Regions from separate parts of the Homo sapiens genome. Here all the other regions are linked to region 1. The links are chromatin contacts, found by Hi-C or POLR2A ChIA-PET in ENCODE. All regions are on one chromosome and are shown on one strand. The core of a region is the stretch at or near the end of the contact, and the rest is flanking DNA. Distances in the headings are between cores, read along the strand shown. Region 1 has its middle 26 kb from the start of FBXO48. Region 2 overlaps PPP3R1 (protein phosphatase 3 regulatory subunit B, alpha). Region 3 overlaps PPP3R1-AS1 (PPP3R1 and CNRIP1 antisense RNA 1). Region 4 has its middle 44 kb from the start of ARHGAP25.

Region 1 (3,165 bases), core at 560-3,059:
TAAGCAGTCAGAAAGATAAATGCAGAGATGGCTAGAAGGAAAAAGTATCCAATGTTCCATGTGTGTACATTCACCACAGCTGTGTTAATTCTAGATCATAAACTCTGCCCAGCGCTATAGCTTGAGAGTTAAAAAAAAAAAAAGAATAAAATATTTTTAAAGGTACTCTGGGCAAAAGAGAACACATTTAAAAAGAAAAACGTGAACAAAAATTTAAGTTAAAAGAATAAAAAAGGAACTATAAGTAAAAAGATTGAGGCAAGAATTATTCAGAAATTAAAGTAATAGATTTGGTTAAAAATAAAAAAGATCAAAAGAGCTATAACTAAAAAATTAAAGTAACAGATTAAGGTAGAAAATTATGGTAAAATTTAGAAAAAGATTAAAAGGATAAAATATACAGTGTAAAGTCAAGAATAGACCACGTGAAAAGTAAAAATGCTAGACCCATAAGATTTAGAAAGGTAAAATCACGACAAACCTAAAATAAGCTGAAGGATAAACAGAGAGAACAAAAATAGAGAGGTGACAAAAGACTAAAGGAGGAATTACATACAATCAAAATGTTAAAACTTGCTAAAATTTAACTCTAAATCCCCAAGCATTTATGGAATAAAGGTCTGGAAAAATAAGCTCCCATTACTTAAGAAGAAACAAAGCTGACAAGCCACATGACTTACTAAGAGCAGCCTCTGAGCCTACACAACCCTCATGGGTTGGGGGCTCCAGTCGGGTTTCTTGAGGGCAGTGCAGGGGGGCCTGAATTGCCAGGGTATGTGTATTAGTCTGTTCTCATGCTGCTGATAAAGACATACCCTAGACTGGGTAATTTATACAGGAAAATGCATGTAATGGACTTATAGTTCCACATGGTTGGGGAGGCCTCACAGACCTGGTGGAAGGCAAGGAGGAGCAAGTCACATCTTATGTGGATGGCGGCAGATAAAAAGAGAGCTTGTGCAGGGCAACTCCCATTTTAAAAACTATCAGCTCTCGTAAGGCCTGTTCACTATTATGAGAACAGCATGGGAAAGACCTGCCCCCATAATTCAATCATCTGTCACTGTGTCCCTCCGACAACATGTGGGAATTATGGGAGCTACAAGATGAGATTCAGGTGGGGATACAGAGCCAAACCAGATCAGCGCGTGACCTCTCATGTATCTGTTTAATGCCAACAGCAAGCCTGCTGGTCAACAGCAAGCAGAGCTCATATCTGCTATGTCAACAGCAATTCCAAGGAAGGGAATTCCTCCAAAGGTTGTTGGCAGGATAGCTTCTGTATAGTAAGCACTCAACTATTATTGTTATCTATGGACATTAATCTTGAGTGTTGACTTTTGAATCAAAAATACATTGTACTTTGGGCAGGGTCAGGAAAGTAGAATCCAAAAGTAAGTCATATTGAGATAAAATTATACACCATACTTGGGTACATTTTACTTTCCATTTTGAGGTGTGGATACTGTGTGTGTGTGTGTGTGTGTGTGTGTGTGTGTGTGTGTGTGTACTAAAGCACATAATCCAGGAGATGAATTTCAAAATTTCCATGTGATAGGTTTATTTTTAAATGAAATGAAATTTTGGATGTGAATTTTGGTTACTTTGCTCAACTCCCCAAGGCCTCTGGCTCATTCTTTCTGCCTATGCGAGTTTTCAGAGGGAAAGAATAAAAACATAATCTTAGAAATGTTCTCATCCCCAGGTGAACTCCTTTTACAGTCTTTTCACACAAGAGACTAGAATTTATTCACAATGTTAGTAAAAGGGTGAGAAATTTCTTTACACTTAACCCAACCTCAGAGCTCATATCTGCTATGTCAACAGAATATACTCACACCTACAGCTTGGTTTCACAGAGCTACAGAGTCAGTGGAAATGCCAGGCTGAAGTTTTGGAGAACAAATCCGTATGAAATAATATCCCTGTGGCAAAATACAGAATAATGACTTGGGCCTTTGTGGATAAAATACGCAAAAGCTGAATTTAAGTGTTCTTAATTGGATCTTTGAAGGTTCAGATAGAAACCTAGGGGGTGGCCTGTTGGCCAGGCCAGGTCTGAAGGGTGGAGTGGGAAGAGAAGTCTCTTCATTGGAGTATTATGTTCCCTGATATCTTATATTTCTAGCAGAAGAGGCTTTTTGTCATTTTGGGGCTATACTCTATGTTCTCTCTGGGGAAACACCCTACTCCATTTTCAGTCCAACCCTCCCACCTGGTTTGGGCAGGACTAGTTTCAGTTCTGTCATTTGCAACTAAAAGGGTACAGACAAATTCTGACTTTTGAGGTTTTGCAATCAGCCAACAGGGCTGCAATGGGGAACTAGCTGCTCCCACTCAAGCGCTTTGACTGGGCTTTAATAGAAGTATTGCGCCCTCTGCTGGCAGAGGATTAGCATTGACCAGATCTCAAGGACGATGTGACAGAAAGCATTTTAGAGCCAGTCCTGGAGTCAAGGTCTTTCTCCTCCATATGCAAGCTGTTTTGCTTTGCTTAAGTAATGTTACTTCTATAAGTCTGCATTTTTGTATCTTAAAAATATTAATGTCAGAAACTACCTTTCAAGACTCTTTGATGAGTACATAAATGGCCATGTGAAAAGTACTTAATCGTTGAAAGATACTATTATAAGACAGTTTTGGCGAAGAAAGTCAGACTGTTTATCAAGTTTTTTCATGGTTCTAAAATATGATATTCAATGTTATTGGTTCTCTGGAGCTGAGAAAACATACATACATTGTATCAACTGAAGAAACTATTGTTATAGAATGTAGAGTACTAATATTAGTAAAGTTCTTAGAAATTTTCAGGTGAGAAATGTATAACAAATCAGATATGCCAAAAAGTCCCTTTATAAAATTTAATATACATTTCCAGTAGAAGTATTAGATAAAATAGACATTAATGGGTTTTCCTTTAACATGATTTTATATATGTATGAGAGACAGAGACACAGGAGAGAGGGAGGGAGAGAGAGAGAAAGAGAAAGAGAATATTATAATGGAGTAATACTAGAATACTGGAAACATTCCCACTAAGGCAAGAAACAAGGTAAAAATGTCTGCCATCTCCATTACTATTTAACATCATATTGGAGACATTAGTATACTAGTTAAAAAATTGGGGCATAAGACTTGGAAAAGTAGTTAAACTCTCTCCATTTG
Region 2 (2,937 bases), core at 398-2,897, 220 kb before region 1:
TTATCTACAAAAATTCTTCAAAAAGTGTCATATGTAATAAGATTCTCCCTAAGATTAGAACAAGATAAAGACATCTGCACAAATACAAAAGGGAAGACAAAAAAAAAAAAAAACAAAAGGTATACAGATTGGAAAGGAATAAACTGCCTTTCGTTGCAGATGACATAATTGTGTATGTACATAAATCCTAAGCAAATTACTAAAAAGCTATCAAAACTAATAAATGAATTAAGCAAGACGGCAAGATAAAAGGTCAATATACAAAAGTTAAATATATTTCATATTCTGGAAACATGGAAAATGAAATTAAGAATGCAGTTCCATTTACAAAATCATCAAAAATACAAAATACTTAGAAACAGTTAATAAGAGATGTGCAGGGAGTACACATGAAGACTATAAGACATAGCTAAGAAAGAGATCTAAGAAAACCCAGCTATATTTGTTCATAGATCAGAAGGCTCAATGTTGTTAAGATGGCAATTCTTCCCATAATGATCTGCATATAGAAGACAATCCTAATAAAAATCCCAGCAGAATATTTTATAGAAATCAATAAACTAATTCTAAAATTCATATGGAGATGCAAAGAACCTAACAGCCAAGGGATCTGAATGAAAAACAACAATGGTGAAGGACTTAACAATATCTGACTTAAAGAGTTATGAAGGGCTGGGTGCGGTAGCTCATGCCTGTAATCCCAGCACTTTGGGAGGCCGAGGCGAGTGGATCACTTGAGGTCAGGAGTTTGAAACCAGCCTGACCAACATGGTGAAACCCTGTCTCTACTGAAAATACAAAAAAAACTAGCCGGGCGTGGTGGCAGGCGCCTGCAATCCCAGCTACTCGGGAAGCTGAGGCAGGAGAATCACTTGAACCTGGGAAGCAGAGGTTGCAGTGAGCTGAAATCACGCCACTGCACTCCAGCCTCGGCAGCAGAGCAAGACTCGTCTCAGGAAAAAAAAAAAAAAAGTTATAAAGCTAGTCATCAAAAGAGTGGTACTGGTGTAAGAACAGACAAATATCAATTGGACAGAATAAAGTAAACACACACACACAATTTTCAAGAAAGGTTTCCAGGTAATTAAATGGGGAAAAAAAATCTTTGCAACAAATGATGCTACAACAACTGAATAGCAATATGCAATTTAAAAAAAATGACATGAAGACTTGAATAGATATTTCACAACAAAAGATATGATTAACATCAAATAAACACATGAAAAGACATTTAATATCACTAGACATTAGAGAAATGCAAGTTAAAACCAAAGTGAGATATTACTATACAGGCAACTGGCATAATAAATATGGCTATAATTTAAAAATGGACACACAAAGTGTAACTGAAGATGTGGAATAAATGATTATGTGGTGAACAGAATTCTTAGGTAGCCCTTTGAAATTCTGAACCCCTTGTATACATACTTTTTCTCCCAATTACTAAATCAAACACTCATCTAGTTACTGCTGCAGAAGGATTTTGCACATGTAATTAAGGTCCCAAATCAACCACCTCTGGATAAGATTTATCCAGGTGGCCCTGACCTGTAAGAGCCCTTTAAAAGCAATTTTCCCTGTGTGGTCTAAGAAGGTGAAAATGAAAGAGTCAAAGCAGGAGAGGAATTCAACACAAGGGAAGTGGAGAGGCCACATGGCATTGAATGCAGGCAGCCTGACGGGGATAAGAGTGACCTCTAGTGAACAGGAGCAAGGAAACAGAGTGCTCAATCTCATAAGGGCAAAGAGCTGAATTCTGCCAATAACGTGAACAGCTTGGAAAGCAGACTTCCCCAGAACCTCCACAGGAGAACTTGGTCTGGATGGCATCTTGATTTCAGCCTTGTGATACTCTGAAGGGAACCCAGTCATGCAGTGGTGAGCTTCTGATTTGCAGAACTATGAAATAATAAATGAGTGCTGTTTTAGACTACTATGTTTATGGGAATTTGTTACACAGCAACAGAAAACTAATATCCAAACTTATAGTGTATGCGGCTAAAAATAAAAACACTGACATACCAAAGTGTTGGTGAAGATGTAGAGCAAATGAAAATTTTATATCTTGCTAGTGGGAACTCAAAATTGTACCGCTATTTCAAAAAAACAGTGTGTTGGACTCTTAGTGTAACCAGAAATGAAAACATGTCCACACAGAAATCTGTACTCACATGTCCACAGCAGCTTTATTCAGCTTTATTCTTAATAGACCAATCTGGAAACAACCTAAATGTCTTCAACTGGTGAACAGATAAACTGTTATATCCAGACAATGGAGTACTATTCGGTAATGAATAGGAAAAGACTACTAATACACCCAATAACATAATGAATCTCAAAAGCAATATGCTAAGTAAAAGAAACCAGACACAAAAAGCTATGTGCTGTATGGTTCCATTTATAAATGCTACAAAAAAACAAACTACAGTAACTGAAAGTTAAGGTGTTGTGGGGTAGAGGGGGAGAACAGGGAGTGAACACAAAAGGGTACCAGGTAACATTTCAGGGTGATAGACCTATTCTACATCTTGACTGTGGTGATTACAAAACTATATACATTTATCAAGGCACATTAACTATGCACTTAAAACTAGTTAGTTTTTACCATAGGTAAGTTGTACCTCAATAAAGCTGATTTTTATAACTCAAAATATTAAGGACCTTAGTCCCAAATATAATGGAATTGCTTAATACATAATTTTAGTCTCCAGTTTAGAAACAATCTCATCACTTTCTTTAAAACAATAAAGTTTCACAGCTGTCATATTATTCAAAATTCAAACTATATGGATTTATTTTTATAAGACACATTTCAAGGTAATGTATTCATAGCAAATAACATTTTCCAGATTAATCTTACAGAATCATGAGACACCAAAAACTATTTACACTTACAGTAATCTTGACATTTATAATTCATCCCTTAGTCTCCTTCCC
Region 3 (3,106 bases), core at 483-2,982, 150 kb before region 1:
GTTGCCACTAACACCATTGTTACCTCTTGGGCCACGGTCTCCCTTGGGATGGTCATTTCAGAGGGAGGAAATACCCTTGGCTGTCAGAGGCCAAGGGTCTATAAACTTCTAGATGAGGGTAAGCGTGTTGAAGTCATACTGATTTGGATTTTCATTCTGTCTCCTCTGCTCACAATAGCTATATGACCTTGGGCAGGTAGCCTAACCTCTCTGAGCTTAATAGCCTCATTTTAAAAATGGAAATCATATGTACTCTTCAGGATGATTTTGAAAATTAAATGAGATCATATATATAAAATGTCTGCCATACAAAAGATAGTCAATGAATGCTAATTTTGTCTTTCCTTTCCTCATTTAATTCATCTCTCTACCTCCAAATACAGCCTTATCAAAACTAGGTCAGTCATAATTTATCTTATTTTTTAAGACCATGGAAGGAAAAAAAGATGGTTTAATCCTTCTCCTAATCCATATTGTGACTTCTAACTTTCTCTGGCAGGAAATGATTTCTTAGAACCAACTTCAGACCATTACTTTTTTCTTTTTGGAGAAGTTTTACTTTACTGTCTTCAGCAGAAAAGGAGAGTAGGTGGTCTGGATTCCCCAGATGTGGATCAGGAAAGGCAAGGTTATGCTGAAGTAATGAACAACCCCAGAATCTTAGTGATGGTTTATAGAATAGTTTCTTGTTCATCTCTCCACCCCAAAAAAGCAGATTGATACAACATAAAGGACAGATAAGGGATAAAGCAAATATACCAAAATGTTAACTGTGAAATTCAGGTGATAGATATGGGAATGTGTGTTATGCAAGTCTTTCAACTTTTCTATACATTTCAACATTTTTCACGATAAAATATTGGGAGAAAAGTTTATTTCTCACTTATGCTATGGGTCCAACAAAAGGTGGCTAGGGTTCCATGCCGTATCTTCTCACTCCAGGACCTAAGGTGATCAATCATCTTGAAAGTGGCTATTTGCCATGGCAAAGGGAAAGAGAGTTCTGTTGGCATTGCACAGACTGTTGGATAATTTCAGCCTGAAATGACATGTGTCACTTCTGCTTACAACTCATTGGCCAGAGCTACCAGCACATGGCCTTAGCCCAGGCCATGGAGGTCAGATCCTATCATGTGCCTCGACGGGGGAGGGCTGGAAACATTTGGTAAGCAGCACAAGTAATTACCCTGATGAAAATAAACAACTTCATAAACTTCAAAGAATAACATACCTTAGGACTATCATTAATAATACGAACGTGACAAGGCAAATTCACTGGAAGCAATGTCAGTAAAAGAATTCAGAAACTTTTTTCTTTCTCATCCACTTTCCTTCTTTTAGTCTCCTTTAAAGGGAGCAGGAGAACTAACCCCGTAAAGGCTAACAGATTGCAAACTTCTTGCTGGCTGGTTTGCAGCCGGCCGGCCAGCCAGCCAGCCAGCCAGCCAGCTCTTTCTAGAATCTCATCACCTTTTTGTTGAGTCAGCTCATTTTCCCTGAGTCAGTAAGAAGATGTGGAAGCTGTCCAGAGATCTTAAGAAAAGCAGAAGTTAGGTTGAGGGTGGTAAAGCTTTTCAGAAATAGGATAATAAAATATCTGAGTAAACAATATTTCAATATTTTTCTTGACTCAACGTTTTAGAGGAGTCAGGAAAGACTTCATAGTGACATTTAAGCTGGCACTTGAAGGCGTTTGCAAGGTAGGAAATGGAGTAGGGCGTTCCAAGCAGAGGGAACAGGCTGTGCAGTGGCAAGGAAACTGCTTTGGACTTGGTAGATCTGCAGGAGAATAAGAAATTCACTGTGACCAGAGACTAGAATGCCTGTCAGGATTACTGTTAAAGTACTAGCGTAGGGCCAAAAATACTGTATTTTTCATTTGTTAGCAAGTGGGAAATGAAATACCCTACTTGTTAAGGAAAAATTTTAGTCTTACCTAGTGCTCTAATAGTAGTTAACATGGCTTCAAAGAGAAAAGATTATATGCAAGTAATTTGCTATAAAGAGAACTATAGGCAAATGAGTTTCTAGCAACTGAATACTTCTGTTTGTTGGCAACAATTGTTGGCAACAATTAATATATCCACAGAAACTTTCTTTGGGAAAACAAGTTACCTACTAGGCTGCAAACAAATTAAGGCAAAACTACCAGGTTATAAAAACAAACACTGCAGGAGAGTGGGCAGGTAATGAGGTGATTTTAAATGAAATACATTTGTCAAGAGAACAGTGATGGGGAGAAGAAAAACAAGGAGCTTTACGTATGATATATCATTTAATCCTAACACATGTTGTGAAGTGAATGTTATTATCACCATTTCATAAATGTGAAAACTAAAGATCAAATAAAGTAGCTTCTTATAAAATGAGCTGTTTAAATTTGAGCCTTATTTTTGAATCTCTGAGACATTTTTCCTCTGTAAAATGGAGACATGACACATCCTGCCTACCTCACAGGGTGGTTAAGAGGATTAAAAGAAATAACAAAAGAAATTGACATCATTCTTGACCTTGACTTTTTAATCAGAAAATCTTAAGTTTTCTGATTCTGTCTTGATGTTTGTATATTCTTCAAAACTATGTCTTTATATAGGAAACTTAAGATGGCTGTTTGTGGAAAAAGTCTTTCTAGCATATCTTAAAATATGCTATTTTAAACTATTTTTAAATAATTAAAAATTTTACCTTTCCAAGCATCAAAATAGAGTATAACGTTTGGCCATTATCTGAAATCCATTCATGGAATATTTTAGGAAAATAAGTTTTATTTTTTAAACTCCTTTAGTTTTTCTCTTGGCATTTTAAATAATTTTGTTTGAAAATGTATCGCTCCTTTTCTTTTTTTCTTTTTTTTTGAGACAGAGTCTTGCTGTGTCACCCAGGCTGGAGTGTAGTGGCAGGATCTCAGCTCACTGCAACCTCCACTTCCAGGGCTCAAGAGATCCTTCCACCTCAGTCTCCTGAGTAGCTGGGACCACAGTTGCACACCACCACGCCCAGCTAATTTTTGTGTTTTTCATAGAGACATGGTTTGGCCATGTTGCCTAGGCTGGTCTCAAACTCCTGGGCTCAAGCGAGCCACCTGCATTGGCCCCCCAAAGTGCTG
Region 4 (3,234 bases), core at 188-2,687, 250 kb after region 1:
ATGCTGGGTCACTGCTGAGTTCAATGCTTCAGAACTTTAGATGATGAAAATGCCTTTCTTCCACATTACGTGCACTGCTGAGTTTCAGTTGGAAGGGTCCTTAGAGACCACCTGGTCCAACCCCCTTTTGCTTTTTATTTTCTTTCTTTTTTTTTTTTTTTAGGGGACAGGGTCTCACTCCATTGCCCAAGCTGGAGTGCAATGGCATGAGCACAGCTCACTGCAGCCTTGAACTCCTGGTTCAAGCAATCCCACCACCTCAGCCTCACACACAGCTGGGACTTGTCAATGAAAAGAGTCAAACTCAGTAAAATATTTGAAAAAAACGTATTCTGAGCCAGGTTTGAGTGACCCATAGCCCATGACGCAGCCCTCAGGAGATGCTGAGAATATGTGTCCAAGGTGGTTGGGCCACAACTTGGTTTCACACATTTTAGGGAGACATAAGGCATCAATCCATACATGTAACATATACATTGGTTTGGTTCAGAAAGGCAGGTTAAATGGAAGCTGCGGGCTTTCAGATCATAGGTAGAACCAAAGATTTTCTGATTGGCAATTGATTGAAATAGTTATTATCTAAAGACTTAGAAAGAGTGTTTTGGTTAAGATAAAGGGTTGTGGAGACTAAGGTTTTATTACACAAGCGAAGCCTCTAGGTAGCAGGATTTAGAGAGAATAGATTGCAAATGTTTCCTGTCAGACTCAAAAAGTCTTTTCTATGAGTAATTCCAAAAGGGAGGAGGGTATAATGGAGCATGTCTAGCACCCCCTTCCCATCATGGACTGAACTGGATTTTCAGGTTAACTTTGGAATGCCCTTGGCCAAGAGAAGAGGCCCATTCAGATGGTTGGGGGGCCTTAGAATTTTATTTTTGGTTTACAGACTATAGGTATGCACCACCATGCCTGGATCCCCCTTATTTTTCAATTAAGAAAGCACTCCAGGGTGGTTAACTACTTACGCAAATATTACAGAGTTATTTGAGATTTGTGATAAGAATCTGGTCTTGCAATTCTTGGTTCATTATTCTTTCCTTTACTGCAAGTAGGTAAGAAGATAAATCATGGGTATGGTTTATTGTCAGTGTCCTAGGGTGACAGAGAATCAGTTTTGGGGAAAATAGGTTAATTACAAAGCTTTCCAGAAGACTTGTTCCTCAGAAACTAAATTACATATCTTCTTTTCCTGCTCCCAATCATTGCCTCTCATGCAGGATTAGGCCAAGCAGGTGGGAAGAGAACTGAATACTAGAGGGTCTTAGAGAAAATGAAGTTTAGCCAGTCATTCATAGAAGAGGAACTGAAACTTATTTCACAGAGAGGTTAAGCAACCTTCATTCTCCCTTTAGTGAAAGAGGCAAATATTCTTTAGAAACCCATGTGACAGCTTCGTTCTCTTGCAGCTGATTTTGAATCTTGCAGTTAATCATGATCTCTGGGCCATGGGCCTTATTGTCTTGAGGCTCTCATTTTACTGATTGATAAAGCAGAAAAACAGAGAAGTGGTGTGATGTGGCGAGAAAGTGCTAGCAGGAAATGAGATAGCTATTACCACCCAGGGCTCTCCTGTTTCTCTCTGCAAGACTCCTTTGGAAATCTTGCATTGCCTTCCCCTTTCTGAGTAATTCCGCGGGGCTTCATTTAGATTGTGCTCATTTGCATTAACTCTCATAACGAAGAGGTGTATTACCAACTGAAATGGAAAAAGGCCTGTGGTTACTTTGTGTCTTCTCTGCTGTCTCTGGTCTCTGGGACCAGAACTCATCCTCAGTACCGAGAGCCAAAGAGGAGCTGACCATGGATTAGATGAAATAAGGTACTGTGTACCTGACACCCAGGAAATAGTCAGTGTTTCTTACCTCCTAGTATTGTTGCAAAATGAAGCAGAATACAGTATATCTTTTGATTCAAAGGTGTCATTAGGCCTTATAACTATTAACCAATTAACAGGTTAATATTTTAGCTTGCACTTTTGCTTTAAAATCTGAATATTGCATGTTAATTTAAAATATGGTTTGTTAGGAGTGTGGTAGGAATATAACTTGTTTGAAATTGACATCAATGTCTAAAATGAAAAACCATGCATCCCAAAACATGGTGATTACCAGCGGAAGGTCAGGAAAACATGCTTCTCTTCTGCAGATGGAGGTACAATGAGGTGTTTGACAGGGGCTTATGTTCCCAACACACCTGGCCTGGACTCTGCATGGAGAAAAAGGTTTGTTCACTAGACTGAGATTTCGAAGGGTAGAGTATTTGTAGAGAGAAGCCAGGTCTCCAGTGTTGCTGGGTTTGGGGAAAGCCTGTAATGGATTCAGGTGTCCAGGTGAGAACAGCTTTCTGACAAATGTGCTGCTGAGGGTGATGTTCTCTCAGCACGTGGCCTGTGAGCTCTCAGTGATGCTCCAGCCAGCAGGAGTACACCAATAAGCCTGACTCTCTGCCAATAGCTGGGGCCAGAGGTCTCGTCCTCATTTTTCACTGGTACCTGGCAGGCAAAATTCCTATCCAGGAGGGAATGGTAGCTCTGGACAGTTGTATAAATATGCTATCAAAATTTGAGAGGCAGAAAGCAAATGACAGGAGGCCAGACCCTCCTTGGAGTCATCAGTCCACTCAAAGTCCCTAGACCCCTTGCTCAATAATTTCACTTTAGTCCACATAATTCCAAGAGGACTAACTAAGGTTTTCATTACAGTGGTCTCTTCTGGCAGTAAGGGTCTGCTCAAATAGCTCTAGTGGACAGAGGCCACAGACATCTGTTAGTGCCAACCTCAGAAAATCCCACTATAAGTTTCTGTTATATTTTTATTTTTTCAATGAAGCTCTTTACCTAGACACAAAGGTGATGGAGAAGTGTTTCCTCCCTATCAAAAAATACTTTGAATTTTTCAAAGAAATTTCATTTTCCTTGAACAATACAGACAAAATCAAATAATGCATAAGCACTCATAATCTCTGACCCTCCCTTTGCCCATAAAGAACATTCTGGAAATTCTAGCATTGTTAACTTGGTACTTCCCTTACACTATCCTATCCTTCCTACCTTCCTTCTCTCTCCTCTATTCTACTCTCCTTGGTGGTCATTTTTATTATTATGAGGTCTAGTTTATTGGACAAGAGGAGAAGTGTTAGCTAGAGAATTTATACTGGAAATGAAAGAAAAATTACAATAAATCTAGGAATGAGATGGAGTCCAGAAGAACCCAGTAGGATAGATTTCAGGGAGTA

What was found. Hi-C counts contacts between places; a loop is a spot of excess contacts on that map. ChIA-PET counts read pairs that join two places held with the same protein, here RNA polymerase II (POLR2A). Pooled maps may share reads with other maps.
Region 2: a loop to region 1 is called in a pooled map, with 3 times the contacts of the local background. The contact joins two enhancer-like sites. A Hi-C loop is called at or near these places in 1 of 37 single-sample maps with no recorded cell type and 4 of 50 pooled maps. POLR2A ChIA-PET finds 5 or more read pairs at or near these places in 2 of 52 experiments (activated CD8-positive, alpha-beta memory T cell and activated T-cell).
Region 3: a loop to region 1 is called in a map of PC-9, with 7 times the contacts of the local background. The contact joins two enhancer-like sites. A Hi-C loop is called at or near these places in 35 of 168 maps with a recorded cell type or tissue (B cell, CD14-positive monocyte, CD4-positive, alpha-beta T cell and 26 more), 36 of 37 single-sample maps with no recorded cell type and 30 of 50 pooled maps. POLR2A ChIA-PET finds 5 or more read pairs at or near these places in 4 of 52 experiments (MCF 10A, PC-3, activated CD4-positive, alpha-beta T cell and 1 more).
Region 4: a pooled map shows a loop between it and region 1 (5-fold over the local background). The contact joins two enhancer-like sites. A Hi-C loop is called at or near these places in 4 of 50 pooled maps. POLR2A ChIA-PET finds 5 or more read pairs at or near these places in 2 of 52 experiments (OCI-LY7 and PC-9).

Annotation. Positions count from the first base shown.
Region 1 is chr2:68,439,547-68,442,711 of GRCh38, forward strand. No RefSeq gene overlaps it. Among named protein-coding and RNA genes, the nearest start is that of FBXO48, 26 kb to the right of the region's middle. RefSeq lists enhancers at 1,875-1,924, 2,015-2,064 and a silencer at 2,255-2,494. Within about 2 kb of position 1,810, at least 9 of the 41 ENCODE cell types and tissues checked have a DNase peak (open chromatin) inside an H3K27ac peak, as active enhancers do.
Region 2 is chr2:68,223,709-68,226,645 of GRCh38, forward strand. All of the region lies in intron 1 of PPP3R1 (protein phosphatase 3 regulatory subunit B, alpha), which reads right to left. Among named protein-coding and RNA genes, the nearest start is that of PPP3R1-AS1, 26 kb to the right of the region's middle. Within about 2 kb of position 1,648, at least 7 of the 41 ENCODE cell types and tissues checked have a DNase peak (open chromatin) inside an H3K27ac peak, as active enhancers do.
Region 3 is chr2:68,286,644-68,289,749 of GRCh38, forward strand. All of the region lies in intron 1 of PPP3R1-AS1 (PPP3R1 and CNRIP1 antisense RNA 1), which reads left to right. It also overlaps a transcript of CNRIP1 not described here. Among named protein-coding and RNA genes, the nearest start is that of CNRIP1, 32 kb to the right of the region's middle. Within about 2 kb of position 1,733, at least 8 of the 41 ENCODE cell types and tissues checked have a DNase peak (open chromatin) inside an H3K27ac peak, as active enhancers do.
Region 4 is chr2:68,688,719-68,691,952 of GRCh38, forward strand. No RefSeq gene overlaps it. Among named protein-coding and RNA genes, the nearest start is that of ARHGAP25, 44 kb to the right of the region's middle. Within about 2 kb of position 1,438, at least 4 of the 41 ENCODE cell types and tissues checked have a DNase peak (open chromatin) inside an H3K27ac peak, as active enhancers do.